3 separate regions of the Homo sapiens genome follow, and regions 2 and 3 are each linked to region 1. The links are chromatin loops, found by intact Hi-C in ENCODE. Cell type or tissue: chondrocyte. All regions are shown on one strand. Each heading gives the region's core, and the rest is flanking DNA. Links, peaks and the distances in the headings are about the cores only.

Region 1 (6,509 bases), core at 937-5,936:
GGAAAACCATGAAGAAGTAAGTTTGTTTTGGACACATTGGCTTTGAGAGTCCAGGGTAGATGTACGAGGCTGAAACTCAGGCAATAAAAATTGAGGGGAGAATACACAGCATTTAAAAAGGTACAGGAGGCCGAGCACGGAGGCTCATGCCTGTGATCCCAGCGATCTAGGAGGCCGAGGCGGGAAGATCGATGGAGCCCAGGAGTTCGAGACCAGCCTGAAACCAAAAATCAAAACTCTTAGCCAGGCGTGGGGATGGGAGGCCAAGGCAGGAGGATCGAGGCACGGGACTGGACGAGATGAGTGTCAGCCCAGGGATTTAAAATCTCTCTGCCCACCCTCCCCTTCCTGCGGTCAACTGTCCAGATTCCAACAGACAAAAGCAAGCATGGGCGAACCACCGTGCGCCGCGGTCCCCGACAGAAGCACGCATGCGCACACCTCTGTGTGCGGAGGTTTCCGACAGACGCACGCATGCGCACACTTCTATGCGCGGAGGTCTCCGCAGACAGAAGCACGCATGCGCACATCGCTGTGCCGGTATCGCCAACAGATGGAAGCACGCATGCGCGCACCGCTGCGTACCTAGCACTCCGACAGATGTACGCATGCGCACAACGCTCTGTTCTCGAGATCCCCGACAGAAGCACACATGCGCACACCGCTGTGTGCCAAGGTCGCCAAAAGACGGAAGCACGCATGCGCACACCGCGGTCCGTGGGGCACCGGGCGGAAGCGTCCTGACTGCGCAGGCGCAGCAGGGGTGGTCGCCATGGAGACGCGTGGCCCTGGCCTGGCGGTCCGCGCTGAGAGTCGCCGATTAGTCGGCATCGGGCCTCGGGCGCCCCCGGGGCGGGTTGGGTTGCAGCCCAGCGGGCGGCTGGACCGCCGCGGTGGGGCGGGGACAATGGGGTACAAGGACAACGACGGCGAGGAGGAGGAGCGGGAGGGCGGCGCCGCGGGCCCGCGGGGGTCTAGACTGCCCCCCATCACAGGCGGCGCCTCCGAGCTGGCCAAACGGAAGGTGAAGAAGAAAAAAAGGAAGAAGAAGACCAAGGGGTCTGGCAAGGGGGACGGTAAGAGGAGCAGCTAGCCCGGCTGCGTCAGCTCCGGTTCCCTGGAGACTCTTTGGGGACCCACCCCCCATTTACCCTTCAGACCGGAAACAGAAGCTCAGTGGTCCCGGACCGAGGTCCTCCTGCTCCCCACACATGCCCGTCAGCAGCACGTTGATGCCCCAGCCCCACCCGTGGAGACCATCCACCAACTCTGCGGTCCCTTAGCCCCACACAGAGACCCCTACAGATATCCACCATTCCTAAGAGCCTTCCAGCCCCACACAAAGACACCCTCTCAACTTCCTAATCCCTCAGCCAAAACTGGCAGTCTTAAACGTCTGCGCCTTCCCCACAGAGGCCCTCCTCACAAGACACTTTCCCCACCCCAAACACATTGATGCCACATGAAAGGCCCTCACTCTCATGCACAGAGAAGGGCAGACTCCTGCCTCCCCTCCTCCCACCCTCTTGCGTTAAGGCTGCCTGCCTGTGGATGCGCGGTAGACACCCACACCCACAGACGTGTGTATTAAAGGTCCTCGCTGCATGGGCTCCCCCTCGCACCCACCAAGGGGCAGCCTTGGACTGCACAAACCCCATGACACCAGTCACTGTGACATCCTCCTATAATCCCTGACACCCTCAACCACTCCCCGCTTCATATCAGTGTAACACCCACAGTGAAACTAAAGGGCGGGGGACACCCTCAACCACTCCCCCCACCTTCTATCAATGTAACACCAACAGTGAAACTAAAGGGCGGGACGCAGTGGCTCACACCTGTAATCCGAGCACTTTGGGAGGCCGAGGTGGGAGGATCACTTGAACCCAGGACTTCCAGGCTGCAGTGAGCTATGATCGCACCATTGCACTCCAGCCTGGGCAACAAGCAAGACCCTGTCTCTCAAAAAAACAAACAAGAAAACTAAAGCACAGATCCCCCTCATGCACACACATTCCTAGTCTACACACACAGACTGTTAATACGTTATCCATTCGCGTGTGTAGTCATATGCAGGCAGGAATTGCAGTCTCTCTCAGGGACACCTTCACAAACACACATACCCTACCTGCCATAAACCCCAGTCCCTACATCTCACCAAGCTCTTCTTGTAGAACCCCTACATTTCTTGACAAGGGGACTGAGCACCCACTTTGAGGAGAGAGAGCACAGCAGTGACAGAGAATGCAGGTGCCCGTGAGTGCTGTGAGGCCACTGTCGCCCGTGTGGTCCACCTCAGTGGCTTTGGCTGTCTGGGAGAGGGCTCTAAGCTCCAGTTCTGGGGCCTGGCCCTCTGTGGCAGAGCTGGCACCAAGGCAAGCAGGAGGCAGAGTGGCAGCCTCGCCCATATGGACCGTGCAGTGTGGGAAGGGAGCAATGGGAAGATGATAAGTACTTCTCAGGCGTAATACAAAGGCAAGAAAATTCTGCAGTTCAGGTCAAGAAGCCCTGTGTGGCTGGGCACATGGCTCACGCCTGTAATCCCAGCACTTTGGGAATTCAAGACCAGCCTGGCCAACATGGTGAAACCCCGTCTCTACTGAAAATACAAAAATTAGCTGGGCATGGTGGCAGGCACCTAGAATTGCTTGAACCTGAGAGGCGGAGGTTGCAGTGAGCCAAGATTGTGCCACTGTGCTCCAGCCTGGGTGGCAGAGTGAGACTCAGTCTCAAAAAAAAAAAAAGCCCTGTGTGTATCTGCAAAAAGAAATTTGGCAGTTCATTGTCCTTTTGGCGTAGCTTTTCACTGTAGAAATTACAGTGACATGTGCCTCATACCATCAGCAGGGGGCACCAGATAGTTTCCAGGGCGTAGCAAGGGAGGGAAATGTCAAAAGATGATTTCTTTCTCTCTCCCCTAAAATAAAAGGACGAGCTGATGAAAGAACCACAATTTGTAGCATTTTATGTGCATGTTAAATAATTCTGAAGTGCTATTGATGTTAAAAAAAAAAATCAGTACAAGCCATACAGCAGAAGTATTTCTGGCTTGGCATAATACTGCTTTCAGTCAAATTTAGGAAGCTTTTCTGTTGTTTTCCGTTCCTTCCATCATAAAGTGTCTAGACTAGGGTAGAGTCACAGACTCCCAGAACTGGGAATGGCCGTGGTGAGCACATGGCGAGGATGGATGAGGGCAGCACGGCCCAGTGGAAAGAATGGGGCATTGGGGGCCCAGCCTGCACTCAGGTCCCAGCTCTGCCACTCGCTCATGACATTGGCAAGTTCCTGAACCTTTTGGAGCTTCGGTTTCCTCACCCGAAGAATAGGGCCGATCGCCTTTACCCAGACGGCCTGGCTCAGACTGTGTGCTCAATGAATGGTTCCTCCTGCCCTGAAATGATTTCAGCAAAATCACACAGGCAGGTGGGCACGAGGCTGGTGGGCTTGGCAGCCTGAGCCCTGGGTACGGAGGGGCCCCCATCCTCCTCTTCCATCTTGGGTGATTTTGGCACCATCCCCAGCAGGCCAAGGTCAGACATTGCCACAAACACTAACCTGCTCATCTACTCAGCAGATAAACATCAGAGTCAGAGCCTGAAGAGCCAGCCGCTTTCTTCCTCCTTTCATGACATCTTAAGTCCTTGCAAAGAGCGTGGCCCGAAACCAGAGCACAGACAGAGCAAAGTGGAAAAGAAGCACCTCCCTTCTGACTCCTCCACCGTCAGCCTCCCCGACTTTGCCGAAATAGAGAACCTTGCGAATCGGATCAACGAAAGTCTGCGTTGGGATGGAATTCTTGCTGACCCGGAGGCAGAGAAGGAAAGGATTCGCATCTATAAACTGAATCGGAGAAAACGGTACCGGTGCTTGGCCCTCAAGGGCTTCCACCCCGACCCCGAGGCCCTCAAGGGCTTCCACCCCGACCCCGACGCCCTCAAGGGCTTCCACCCCGACCCCGAGGCCCTCAAGGGCTTCCACCCCGACCCCGAGGCCCTCAAGGGCATCCACCCCGACCCCGAGGCTCTCAAGGGCTTCCACCCCGACCCCGAGGCCCTCAAGGGCTTCCACCCCGACCCTGAGGCCCTCAAGGGTTTCCACACTGACCCCGAGGCCCTCAAGGGTTTCCACATTGACCCCGAGGCCCTCAAGGGCTTCCACCCCGACCCCAAGGCCCTCAAGGGCTTCCACCCCGACCCCAAGGCCCTCAAGGGTTTCCACACTGACCCCGAGGCCCTCAAGGGCTTCCACCCCGACCCCAAGGCCCTCAAGGGCTTCCACCCCGACCCCGAGGCCCTCAAGGGCTTCCACCCCGACCCCGAGGCCCTCAAGGGCTTCCACCCCGACCCCGAGGCCCTCAAGGGCTTCCACACTGACCCCAATGCCGAGGAGGCCCCTGAGAACTTACCCTACCTCTCGGACAAAGATGGCAGCTCCAGCCACAGGCAGCCCACGTCGAAAGCCGAGTGCCCCAATCTCTGTTTTGAAGGAAACCTTACCCCAAAGCTTCTACACTCTGACTTAGCTCCTACTCTGCTGGAGTGAAAATCTACCCACGACGCTCACAAACTTATAATTCCTCCTCACCACAAGTTTATGTGTTAAAAACCATCATCATAAAAGGAAATGAGACCCGTATCTGAAGGAAACAGATGTTCGGTACACGGACGACGCCGACTCTCCCATCACCAAGCTGCCCTCGGTTGCCCAGGAGAGCCACAGTGCCTTGAGAACATAAGCAATTTAGTGAACAGAGTTCTTTTCAGAATTTCCTTTTTCTTAAGTAAGCATCTCTGTTACTTAATTTCTCACCACAGCTAGATGTCTATAATCTGCCCCAAAAAGAAAAGAAAGCGTGTAGATGATTTACCTCTTAAGTCTCAATCTCATGGTGAAACTCCTCACACGGTACCTGCTTCTGTTGGCCGGAGGACGATGCCCTGAACCTCTTGGAGCCTTTTTCTGTTTTAATTAAATGCATGGCCTGCCTTTATATGGCCTCAAATAAGTGGGTTCCAGAACTCCATCCCTGGGAAGTTACCATGGGAAGTCCCAAGAGGAATACTGCTTCTTTCATAAACATGGTCCTCTCCTAATCCTCCATTATAAAAAGCCTCGCTACGCCGCGTCTCCTAAATACACATTCCTCCCCTCCACAAGTAGCCAGTGAGTGAGGGCCACGTGCTGTCGTCGTTTGTGCTCTCCCAGAAGCAGCCCCTGAGACGAGGGTTCAAATGCAAGTAGATTATCTGGGAGGTGAAGAAAGGATGAGTAGAGGGTGATACAGAGAAGGGAAGACGGCCAATCCTGGGACTTTTCTTTTTAGACAGGATCCCGCTCTGTTGCCCAGGCTGGAGTACCAGTGGCGAAATCATAGCTCTCACTGCACTCCACCTCGTGGGCTCAGATGATCCTCCCGCCTCAGCCCCCTAAGTAGCAGGGACTATAGGTGAGTGCCACCACGCCTGGCTAATTTTAAAAATTTTTTGTAGAGATTGGAGGGGGTGTGGTCTCACTATGTTGCCCAGGCTGGTCTCGAACTCCTGGCCTCAAGCAGTCCTCCCACCTTGGCCTTCCACAACATTACAGGCATATGAGCCACTGTGTCTGGCCCCCCTTCCAGGGACTATTAGGCCAGCTTTCATACTGGGCTTAATTCCACAGGGAAACCCACTTCTAGAATTATCCCACCTGGGGGTGAGGAAGCTGGGGTATTTATACTCCCCAAAGGCATTGGCCGAGGGCTGGTCGTGTGTGTGTGTGTGTGTGTGTGTGTGTGTGTGTGTGTGTCCTGGCATTTCTAGCTGAAAGGTTGTGTGTGTGTGTGTGTGTGTGTGTGTGTGTGTCCTGGCATTTCTAGCTGAAAGGTGTGTGTGTGTGTGTGTGTGTGTGTGTGTGTGTGTGTGTCTCTCCTGGCATTTCTAGCTGAAAGGTCCAAAGGAAAAGGGTGGTCTCTGGGGAAGCCTCAGCTACCTCAGCAACACCGTGGGTCTGAGAGGGACAGCATGGAGGGCTAAGATGAGATTCCTGACCTTCAAGAGGTTACAGTGTTCTGGGGTAGACAAAAAATGAATGTACACTGTACACAGGAGAGGTTAAAGCCGATACAGACATCACAGAATGCTCATTTGAAAGTTAAGTGAAAATGGCTGGGCGCAGTGGCTCAGGCCTATTATCCCAACACTGGGAGGCTGGGGCAGGTGGATCATCTGAGGTCGGGCATTCGAGACCAGCCTGGCTAATATGGTGAAACCCTGTCTCTGGTAAAAGTACAGAATTAACCAGGTATGGTTGCAGGTGCCTGTAGTCCCAGCTCCTCAGGAGGCCGAGGCAGGAGAATCGCTTGAACCCAGGAGGCGGAGGTGGCAGAGCCAAGATGGTGCCACTGCACTCCACCCTGGGCAACAGAGCAAGACTCTGTCCGAAAAAAGAAAAAAAAGTTAAGTGGGCATCGTGGTCCCTGCTAGCTCTGGGCTGGCAGAGCAGCCCTCTTCTGACCCTTCCTTAAA
Region 2 (5,000 bases), core at 1-5,000, 290 kb after region 1:
AAGGGATACACATATAAGCCCATCTTCATGTCTAAGCCTTGGGAACACAAAAACAGGTAAATCCACAAAAACAGGGAAATAAAGCCATTAAAAAGCTAGTCGAAGGACAGACAGAATGGCTCACACCTATAATCCTAGCACTTTGGGAGGCCAAGGCAGGCAGATCACTTGAGGCTAGGAGTTCAAGACCAGCCTGGCCAACACAGTGTAACCCTGTAACTACTAAAAACACAAAAATTAGCTGGGCATGGTGGTGCATGCCTATAATTCCAGCTACTTGGGTGGCTGAGGCTCAAGAATTGCTCGAACCTGGGAGGTGGAGATTACAGTAAGCCAAGATCACACCACTGCACTCTAGCCTGGGTGACAGAGCCAGACTCCATCTCAAAAAAAAAAAAAAAAAATCTAGTAGATGTGGGAGACTGAGGCAGGCAGATTGCTTGAGCTCAGCAGTTTGAGACCAGCCTAGCCAACAAGGCGAAACCCCATCTCTACAAAAAATATAAACATTAGCAAAGTGTGGTGGTGCGCCTGTAGTCCCAGCTACTCAGGAGGCTGAGGTGGGAGGATCACTTGAGCCCAGGAGTTCGAGGCTGCAGTGAGCTGTAACTGCACCAGTACGCTCCAGCCTGGGACACAGAGTAAGACCTTGTTTTGAAAAAAAAACAGAAAAAAAGAAAAAAAAAATCTATCAGAAAAGCTTTTGCCTCCTTCTATAATTACAAAAGATGTTTTGAGTAGACTCTATCACAGCTTCCTTCCTTTTGTATGAAGAATTGAAGACTGGCCAAAGCATTGAGTTCCTTGCCACAAAGTTCATATGGATAAAATAATTATATGGCCGGGTGCGGTGGCTCACCCCTGTCATCCCAGCACGTTGGGAGGCGAAGGCAGGTGGATCACTTGAGGTCAGGAGTTCGAGACCAGCCTGACCAACATGGTGAAACCCCGTCTCTACTAAAAGTACAAAATTTGCCAGGCGTGGTGGCTCACACCTGTAATCCCAGCTACTAGGGAGGCTAAGGCAGGAGAATCACTTGAACCTGGGAGGTGGAGGTTGCAGTGAGCCAAGATCACACCATTGCACTCCAGCCTAGGCAATGAGCAAAAATCCGTCTCAAAAATAAATAAATAAATAATAAAAATTTTAAAAGGAATTATATTACCATCTATGGCAAACTTGAGATTTCAGTGCTCTCACAGAAAAATGTGATCCAGAATGTGATTAACTAAATTAACAATATACTTTTCATTAATTATGAACAATCACACAGCTTTACTCACCTTATTTTCAGCCTAATTTTGTTCACGACTTCGTCTATGTTCGCCAGAGACTACAATAAAGAAGGAAGAGTGCCCAGCTGTTAGTCCACTTCCTGGAATTCCTCTTTCACAGGAAAATGATGTGCTATAATAGCTACTTATGAAATCTCAAAAAATTTAATCACATGATATGAGTTTTGCTTTAAAAAAAAAAAAAGTAAAGCAGTAGTTGGAAGCTACAGCCACATCTAGCCCAGCCCCTGTTTTTTGTAAATAAAGTTTCACTGGAACACAGCCATGCCCGTTCACTTACATATTGCCTGCGGCTGCTCTTAAGCTAACATGGCAGGTAGGCAGTCGTGAAAGACGCTGTACAGCCACAAAGCCTGAAGTATTTACTATCTGGACCTTTACAGGAGAGTCTGCTGACCCATGGTGTACGTGATTGTGACAAATTCACGTAACGAAATACAGCAACAAAAATGAATGAATGCACAACACCATGGATAAACATTTTACTAACGGAATGGGGCACAGAAAAAGCCAGACACAAGGGGACAGAGGATATGATTTCACTAACATAATTCTCCTGTTAGAAGCTAGGACAGTGGTTATCTCTGGGGGAAGGTAGTGACAGTGAACAGGCAAGGAAAGGCCTTCTGAAGATTTTTTTAAATGTTTTATTTCTTGATCTGGGTGGCAGTTACATGGCTATGTTCATTTTGTGAAACTTCATCAAGTTGTACCCTTAAGATTTGTGTACTCCTCTGTATTATGTTATACTTCAATAAATACACAAATTTATTTTTTATTATATAGATCCACTAGAAAAAAGTCTGGAAGGATAGATAGGAGTAATTGTAATGTATTAGTAGTTGCAGCATTAGTAGCTATAATCTATCAACTACGTATTGCAATATGAAAAGAAGTGATTTCAAATTTTTCTTCTTGGGCCGGGTGCAGTGGCTCACGCCTGTAATCCCAGCACTTTGGGAGGCCAAGGCAGGCGGATCACCTGAGGTCAGGAGTTTGAGACCAGCCAGACCGTCATGGCGAAACCCCATCTCTACTAAAAATACAAAAAAAAAAAAATTAGGCAGGCTTGGTGGTGGGCACCTGTTGTCCCAACTACTCAAGAGGCTGCGGCAGGAGAATCGCTTGAACCCGGGAGGCAGAGGTTGCAGTGAGCTGAGAATGTGCCATTGCACTCCAGCCTGGGCAACAAGAGCAAAACTCTGTCTCAAAAAAAAATATTTTCTTCTTTTTGTCTGTATTTTATAATTATTGACTATGCACTACTACTGTGATTATAATAAGCTTATTATAACAACAATTAAAACAAAGGGATCACTTCTGACCTTAGAGATGAGAAAATGTGAGGAAATGGTGCCCCCTAATGGACAAGAGGAGGTACAATTTTATAGTACTATTTTAATTCAAGTTTTCAAAATACAATTTAATAAATCCTCTTCCTCTCTCCCTTAACAAATATTTTATCTCAGAAGGAATTAGGGATATTGTAGGAAATATGCTTATAAATTGCTTCTGGCTACCTCTGATGGGAGGAGGAGGCCAGGTGCCTTCCAGGAGCAGGTCTGGTAAGAGAAACAGGCCATGAGTGTTTGAGATGTCAGACTGGGTTGTCACAGCTCATCCTACTGTTCTGACCAAGCCAACAGTTACTCAGAATTTTCAGAAATCCAAGAACAGCTTGAGGTAAAAATGAATCTCAGGCTGGACGTGATGGCTCATGCCTGTAATCCCAGCACTTTGGGAGGCTAAGGTGGGAGGATCACTTAAATCCAGGAATTCAAGACCAGCCCAGACAATACAGTGAGATCCCATCTCTCCAAAAAATAAAAAAAAGTTAGCCAGGCATGGTGGCATGTGCTTGCAGTCCCAGGTACTCAGGAGGCTGAGGTGGGAGGATCACCTGAGCCCAGAAGGTCGAGGCTGCAGTAAGTCATGTTTGCACCACTGCACTCCAGCCTGGGCTAAACAGCCCTGTCTCAAAAAAAAAGAAAAACGAATCTCAGAAAAATTACTTTAATTTATATATAATTATATATATACATATATTTTTGTGTGTGATGGAGACTAGCTCTGTCACCAGGCTGGAGTGCAATGGCGCGATCTCGGCTCACTGCAACCTCCGACTCCCTGGTTCAAGCGATTCTCCTGCCTCAGCCTCCCGAGTAGCTGGGATTACAGGCACATGCCACCACGCCCAGCTAATTTTTGTATTTTTAGTAGAGACGGGGTTTCACCACGTTGGCCAGGATGGTCTCGATCTCTTGACCTCGTGATCTGCCCGCCTTGGCCTCCCAAAGTGCTAGGATTACAGGTATGAGCCACCGCGCCTGGCCAAGAGGAAAACATTTCTAATATCATTTTATGATAGCAAGTATTTTTATAATATCAAATAGCCTACCTTTAAGATGGCGGCTCACTCTGTCACCAAGGCTGGAGTGCAGTGGTGCAATCATAGCTCACTGTAACCTCAAACTCCTGGGCTCAAGCAATCCTCCCACCCCAGCCTCCTGAGTGGCTAGGAACAAAAAGGTACATGCACTGAGCCTGGCTAATTTTATTATTTTGTTATAAACACAGGGTCTTGCTATGCTGTCCAAGCTGATCTTGAATTCCTGGCTTCAAGCAATGCTCCCGCCTTGGCCTCCCAAAGCACTGGGATTACAGGCATGAGGCAGTGCACCCGGCCCTATAATATCATTTTTATAATATAATGAATGTAGCTTTTAAAAAGAACAGAGGCCGGGTGTGGAGGCTTATGTCTGTCCTTTGGGAGGCTGAGGTGGGTGGACTGCTAGAGCCCAAGAGTTAGAGACCAACCTGGACAACGTGGTGAAACTCCGTCTCTACAAAAAAATAGAAAAATTAGCCGGGTATGGTAGCACACGCCTGTAGTACAATCTGCTTATTAGGCTGAGGAAAGAAGACTGATTGAGTCTGTAAATTCCAGGGCACAGTGAGCTGTGATGGAGCCACTGAACTGTAGCCTGGGTGATGGGTGACAATCTCAAAAAGAAAAAATAAATAAAAATAAAATAAAAATAGGCTGGGCGCGGTGGCTCATGCCTGTAATCCCAGCACTTTGAGGCCGAGGTGGGCGGATCACAAGGTCAGGAGTTCGAGACCAGCCAGGCCAATATGGTGAAACCCCGTCTCTACTAAAAATACAAAAAAAAATTAGCCGGGCGTGGTGGCAGGTGCCTGTAATCCCAGCTACTCGGGAGGCTGAGGCAGGAGAACTGCTTGAACCCAGGAAGCAGAGGTTGCGGTGAGCCGAGATCGCGCCACTGCACTCCAGCCTGGATAACAGAAGGAGACTCTGTCTCAATAAATAAATAAATAGAAGAGAAAGAAATATCCTAAAGTTACACTATTTGATAGTCAGGTGGCCTTTGGGTGACTGTTTTCCCTTCATTTCCAGGCTTTCTGCTGGAGGGGAAAGGGAAAGGCTGCTAGCATTTAATGTGGATCTCCTAGGCAACAATTGCAGGCACTTCACAGAAATTATTTCCCTTAATCCCCTCTGCCAGGCGAGGCACACTTTTCTCCTCTTCAACGTTAAGATTGGGAACTATGGAGGCGGAGGCCGGGCATGGTGGCTCATGCCTGTAATCCCAACACTTTGGGAGGCCAAGGTACGTGGGTTTCCTAAGCTCAGCAGTTCAAGACCAGTCTCTGGGCAACCTGGCAAAACCCTGTCTCTACCA
Region 3 (5,000 bases), core at 1-5,000, 580 kb after region 1:
CATAATCCACCCTCACATAATCCACCTCACATAATCCACCCTCACATAATCCACCTCACATAATCCACCCCTCACATAATCCACCTCACATAATCCACCTCACATAATCCACCCCTCACATAACCCACCCTCACATAATCCACCTCACATAATCCGCCCTCACATAATCCACCCTCACATAATCCACCCTCACGTAATCCACCTCACATAATCCACCTCGCATAATCCACCCACCCTCACATAATCCACACTCACATAATCCACCTCACATAATCCACCTCACATAATCCACCCTCACATAATCCACCTCACATAATCCACCCTCACATAATCCACCTCACATAATCCACCCTCACATAATTCACCCTCACATAATCCACCTCACATAATCCACCCTCACATAATCCACCCTCACATAATCCACCCTCACATAATCCACCCTCACATAATCCACCCACATTCACATAATCCACCTCACATAATCCACCTCACATAATCCACCCTCACATAATCCACCCCTCACATAATCCACCCTCACATAATCCACCTCACATAATCCACCCTCACATAAGACTGTGCAGCTGTCTGGTCTCCATTTCTGCCGGGTGGGGTATTCCATCCTCATCTCGGGCAACATGTCCCAAAAGTATGGTTTCCAGTATGGCTCCTTAGGTCCCACCCATTTCTTCTCTGGGACCCCAAAGACCCAACCCCCACCTTTTTTTTCTTTTTTTTGACACGGAGTCTCCGTCTGTCTCCAGGCCGGAGTACAGTGGCACCATCTCGGCTCACTGCAAGCTCCGCCTCGTGGGTTCAAGCGATTCTGCTGCCTCAGCCTCCTGAGTAGCTGGGACTACAGGGGTGCAGCCACTATGCCTAGCTAATTTTTGTATTTTTAGCAGAGACAGGGTTTCATCATGTTGGCCAGGATGGTCTCGATCTCTTGACCTTGCTTCAGCCTCCCAAAGTGCTGAGATTACAGGTGTGAGCCACCGCGCCCAGCCAAGACCCTTAAAAGAAGGACACTTCACTTCCTCTTACAACTCAGACATACCTGTGAGGCTCCTGGGCTATGGAACACCCCAGCCCTTTCGCAGCCCTTGATGGAAATTGTTTTTCAGCCCTCTGAATAAAATGACCACTGTTTACTTAATCTTTTTTTTTTCTTTTTTTTGAGACAGGGTCTCGTTCCCTCGTCCATGCTGGAGTGCAGTGGCACGATCATGACTCACTGCAGTCTCAACTTCCCAGACTCAAGCAATTTTCCTGCCTCAGCCTCCCAAAGTGCTGGGATTACAGGTGTGAGCCACCATGCCCAGCAGAGGAATCTTTTCCGATCAACATCTTCTGAGAGTCCCTGGCCCAAGTAGGCAGATGCTTGCTACGGCACTGCCTTCAGGCCATTAGCAAAAAGTGTGCTTAAATGCCCAGAGGTGTTCCCAGGCCACGTTTTGTTCATACGAGGAGTACAAAATGATGCCAAAGTGTTAGCATTCTTGGGACTGAAAACCTCTCTCCAACATCCCCTAGGATTTTCCTGGATATGACCAGAAATCCATTCCCAATTTCTCTGCCTCCAGGCCCCAATTCTGGTTTCCTCAAAGAGGAGGAAGTGTTCTTGGTTCCCAAAATATGCTTGCAGTGCAGTGGTATAATGGTAAATGTTTAACAACAATAACAAAAAGGCCCTAACTGGCCGGGCGCAGTGACTCACGCCTGGAATCCAAGCACTTTGGGAGGCCGAGGTGGGTGGGTCACCTGAGGTCAGGAGTTTGAGACCAGCCTGGCCAACATGGTGAAACCTTGTCTCTACTAAAAATACAAAAATTAGCCGGGCATGGTGGCATGTGCCTGTAATCCCAGCTAGTCGGGAGGCTGAGGCAGGAGAATCGCTCAAACCCGGGAGGTGCAGGTTGCAGTGAGCGGAGATTGCACCACTGCACTCCAACCTGGGTGACAGAGCAAGACTCTGTCTCAAAAGAGTAATTTTAAAAAGTAAGGCAACAAATTATCAGGAGTTTTTGAGCTGGTTGTTAAGCACAGTTATTATTAAAAATTACATTCTATACATTTATAATAAATTACACTAAAAATAGGTAATATGTGCTCAAAACTCATCCCCTCCTAAAAATTTTACTACACTGTACTCCTATCTATGCTGTTGAGGTTATTTCCATAGATTGTATCTGTGTGATAGAAACACCATGTAACCACATGCTGCTGTACGTCTTCCCAATTCTGACTGATGACCTCGCTTGGTAGTTTGAAATCAGCCATGATGGGGATATTAACACCACACAAGTCAGCAAATGCTGTCAGTTAGGATTTTTTTTTTTTTTTTTTTTTTTTTGAGACGGAGTCTTGCTCTTGTCGCCCAGGCTGGAGTGCGATGGTGCGATCTTGGCTCACTGCAACCTCCACCTCCCGGGTTTAAGAGATTCTCCTGTCTCAGCCTCCCGAGTAACTGAGATTACAGGCGCCTGCCGCCACCTGGCTAATTTTTATATTTTTAGTAGAGACGGGGTTTCCTGCTTCAGCCTCCTAAGTAGCTGAGAATACAGGCGTGCACCACCATGCCCAGCTAATTTTTTTATTTTTTATTTTTTTAATTTTTAGTAGAGATGGGGTTTCACCATGTTTGTCAGACTGGTCTCGAACTCCTGACCTCGTGATCCACCGGCCTCGGCCTCCCACAGTGCTGGATGACAGGCGTGAGCCCCCGCGCCCGGTCCGTGCATTTACAGCACAAGTTCACGCTTATCTACAAAGCATCCACCTCTCACCGCACCTTCCGGGACCACGGGATTTAACGCCTCACCGCCCGATGACAGCACGAGGTGGAAAGGGCAGCGACAATGCTCGCGCGTCCCCTCCCGGCGATCCGGAGCACGGCAGCCCCGGAGCGCGCGGCCACTCCTCGCTCCCCTCAGGAGCTCGTAAGAGCCCCGCGCGGGGCCGAGGCGCGAGAGCACGCGCAACGCTTCCTGGGAAATGTAGTTGGGTGTCGGATTAGAACTACAAATCCCGGTACTCACCGCGCTGCAGCCCCGACCGTGAGGGCGCTTTCTGGTGAATCTGAATCTCGTTTGTCTGTGACATGGGGAAAGCTGTCCAAGCCCAATTCCATTTTCACAAGAGGCTTTCTTTTTGGAAACATGATAGCGGTCTCGCTGGTGTGCGCACCAGGAGCGTTGCGGCCGCGGCTTCCTCCTGCGGCGAATCTGCCGTTGCATCACAGTGGCTAGTCTCAGGGCCCGCAACGTGACGCTTGTCGAATCTGCTGCGGGGAGAAGGACGCGAGGGTTGCTTGGGCAGCGACTGTCATGGCGGCGGCCGCCCCCAATGCCGGAGGCTCGGCCCCTGAGACAGCGGGTTCCGCCGAAGCTCCGCTGCAGTACAGCCTGCTCCTGCAGTACCTGGTGGGTGACAAGCGTCAGCCCCGGCTCCTGGAGCCTGGGAGCCTGGGCGGGATCCCAAGTCCAGCCAAGAGTGAGGAGCAGAAGATGATCGAGAAGGCGATGGAAAGCTGCGCTTTCAAGGCTGCGCTGGCCTGCGTGGGAGGTGAGGCCGGGCGATGGGACCCTTGGGAGGCTGAGGGCCTGGACGGCAGTGGGGATCTCTGCCGAGAAGACCACGCGCCTGGGAGGCGAGGGACTGCGGGCCTTGACCTTGACCACACCCTCGCCTCGTTCGTGAATCGGGCGTCACCTCTCCTGCCCCCTCAGGCCGGCTTTCCTGATGAAAATTGGGTTAGAGAATCGGTGCTGTGGTTGGGGCCTGAAAGTTATTACATGACATCCTGGCTAACACGGTGAAACCCCGTCTCTACTAAAAATACAAAAAATTAGCTGGACGTGGTGGTGGGCGCCTGTAGTCCCAGCTATTCGGGAGGTTGAGGCAGGAGAATCGCTTGAACCCAGGAGGCGGAGCTTGCAGTGAGCCGAGATGTGCCACTGCTCTCCAGCCTGGGCGACAGAGCGAGACTCCGTCTCAAAAACAACAACAAAAAGTTATTACGTGGGTGACTTCATTCATCCGTTCATTCCCTTAAATTCATTCTCTTAAATAATTCTTTCAACAAATTGTTCCTAAGCAATATCACGTGCCAGGTGAAAGAGACAAGAGCCTGGTCTTCATGGGGCCTGTATTATACTATGTGGAGAAGAATGTTGAGCAGGAACACTGCAGAGGAAGGATGCAGACATATGGAAATGCACATGCAGACGACTCTAGGGCAGCAGTTGTTTGAGGTTTGAAAAACTGAAAGACCATTGTGACTAGACAGCCCCGAGCAAGGAGAGACGAAGTCTGCACTTGTCCTTCTGTTTTTCCCTTAAGTTGAAGGGGAGGTGCCCATGATTTTATTAAACTCATATTGACCATGAGGTCATGAGAGGGCATCCATCTGGACATGTCCAGCCGGCTCAGGAAGGACAGATGTGGCAGCAGTGTGGGATTTGCCATTAGGTAGCTGTGTGGCCTTGGGAGAAGTTGCTTAACCTCTCTGAGCCTCAGTTTATAGAAAGGAGAGGCTAATAGCATCTGTCTCACTGGATTATTGTGAAGAATGAATGAGGCTGTGGCATACTGGCATGTGCTCAGTAAAGCATTACTGTGAATGTCACAGTGGCCAAGAGAGTGATTTGCAAAGTTGATAGCTGAAGTTGAGGGTGGCTGGTTTACATATGAGAGAATGTAGAGAGAATAGAGGGTTAAAGATGGAATCTTGAGAAATGTTAGGGAATGACAGGAGGAAGAAATCTTAGAGACGGAGAAGATGATGTCAGTAACATAGACCCTGGATTGCAAGTCTCCAGGCAAGTGGAGAGTTTGAGTGGCAAGAGGGGGGTGTCCTCTGCACCGGTGGTCATCCAAAAGCATGGTCCCTTCCAGGATGATCCCAATAGAGTAATGCAGAAAACATGCCAAAGACACCTTCATCTCTGTGTTTGCTTCTAGGATTTGTCTTAGGAGGTGCATTTGGGGTGTTTACCGCTGGC

Evidence for each region. A loop is a pair of places that touch in the nucleus more often than their neighbours do. Peaks named below come from ENCODE experiments on the same cell type or tissue, not always from the same donor. Only the 100,000 strongest peaks of a DNase experiment are listed, where the experiment ranks them.
Region 2: it touches region 1 in a loop (6-fold over the local background); 92 of 110 quality-filtered maps call a loop at or near these places.
Region 3: a loop joins it to region 1, with 6 times the contacts of the local background. A loop is called at or near these places in 33 of 110 quality-filtered maps.

Annotation. Positions count from the first base shown.
Region 1 is chr17:409,571-416,079 of GRCh38, forward strand. LIAT1 (ligand of ATE1) reads left to right here and starts at 755. Exons shown (of 2, transcript NM_001013672.5): 1 at 755-1,076; 2 at 3,578-5,096. The coding sequence starts at 773. The coding sequence ends at 4,545. LOC105371430 (a long non-coding RNA gene) reads right to left here and starts at 4,453. Exons shown (of 3, transcript NR_136407.1): 1 at 4,409-4,453; 2 at 3,559-3,843. RefSeq lists a silencer at 807-896. In chondrocyte, for the core only: CTCF peaks have their summits at 2,853 (motif pointing right) and 3,079; no DNase peak of the experiment used is centred there.
Region 2 is chr17:698,047-703,046 of GRCh38, forward strand. VPS53 (VPS53 subunit of GARP complex) reads right to left here. Exons shown (of 22, transcript NM_001128159.3): 3 at 1,285-1,334. Among named protein-coding and RNA genes, the nearest start is that of VPS53, 14 kb to the right of the region's middle. In chondrocyte, for the core only: CTCF peaks have their summits at 2,647 (motif pointing left) and 2,863; no DNase peak of the experiment used is centred there.
Region 3 is chr17:993,820-998,819 of GRCh38, forward strand. It overlaps TIMM22 (translocase of inner mitochondrial membrane 22), which reads left to right and starts at 3,310. Exons shown (of 4, transcript NM_013337.4): 1 at 3,310-3,561; 2 at 4,960-5,000. The coding sequence starts at 3,324. RefSeq lists an enhancer at 3,332-4,023. In chondrocyte, for the core only: a CTCF peak has its summit at 2,858; DNase peaks (open chromatin) are centred at 2,885 and 3,289.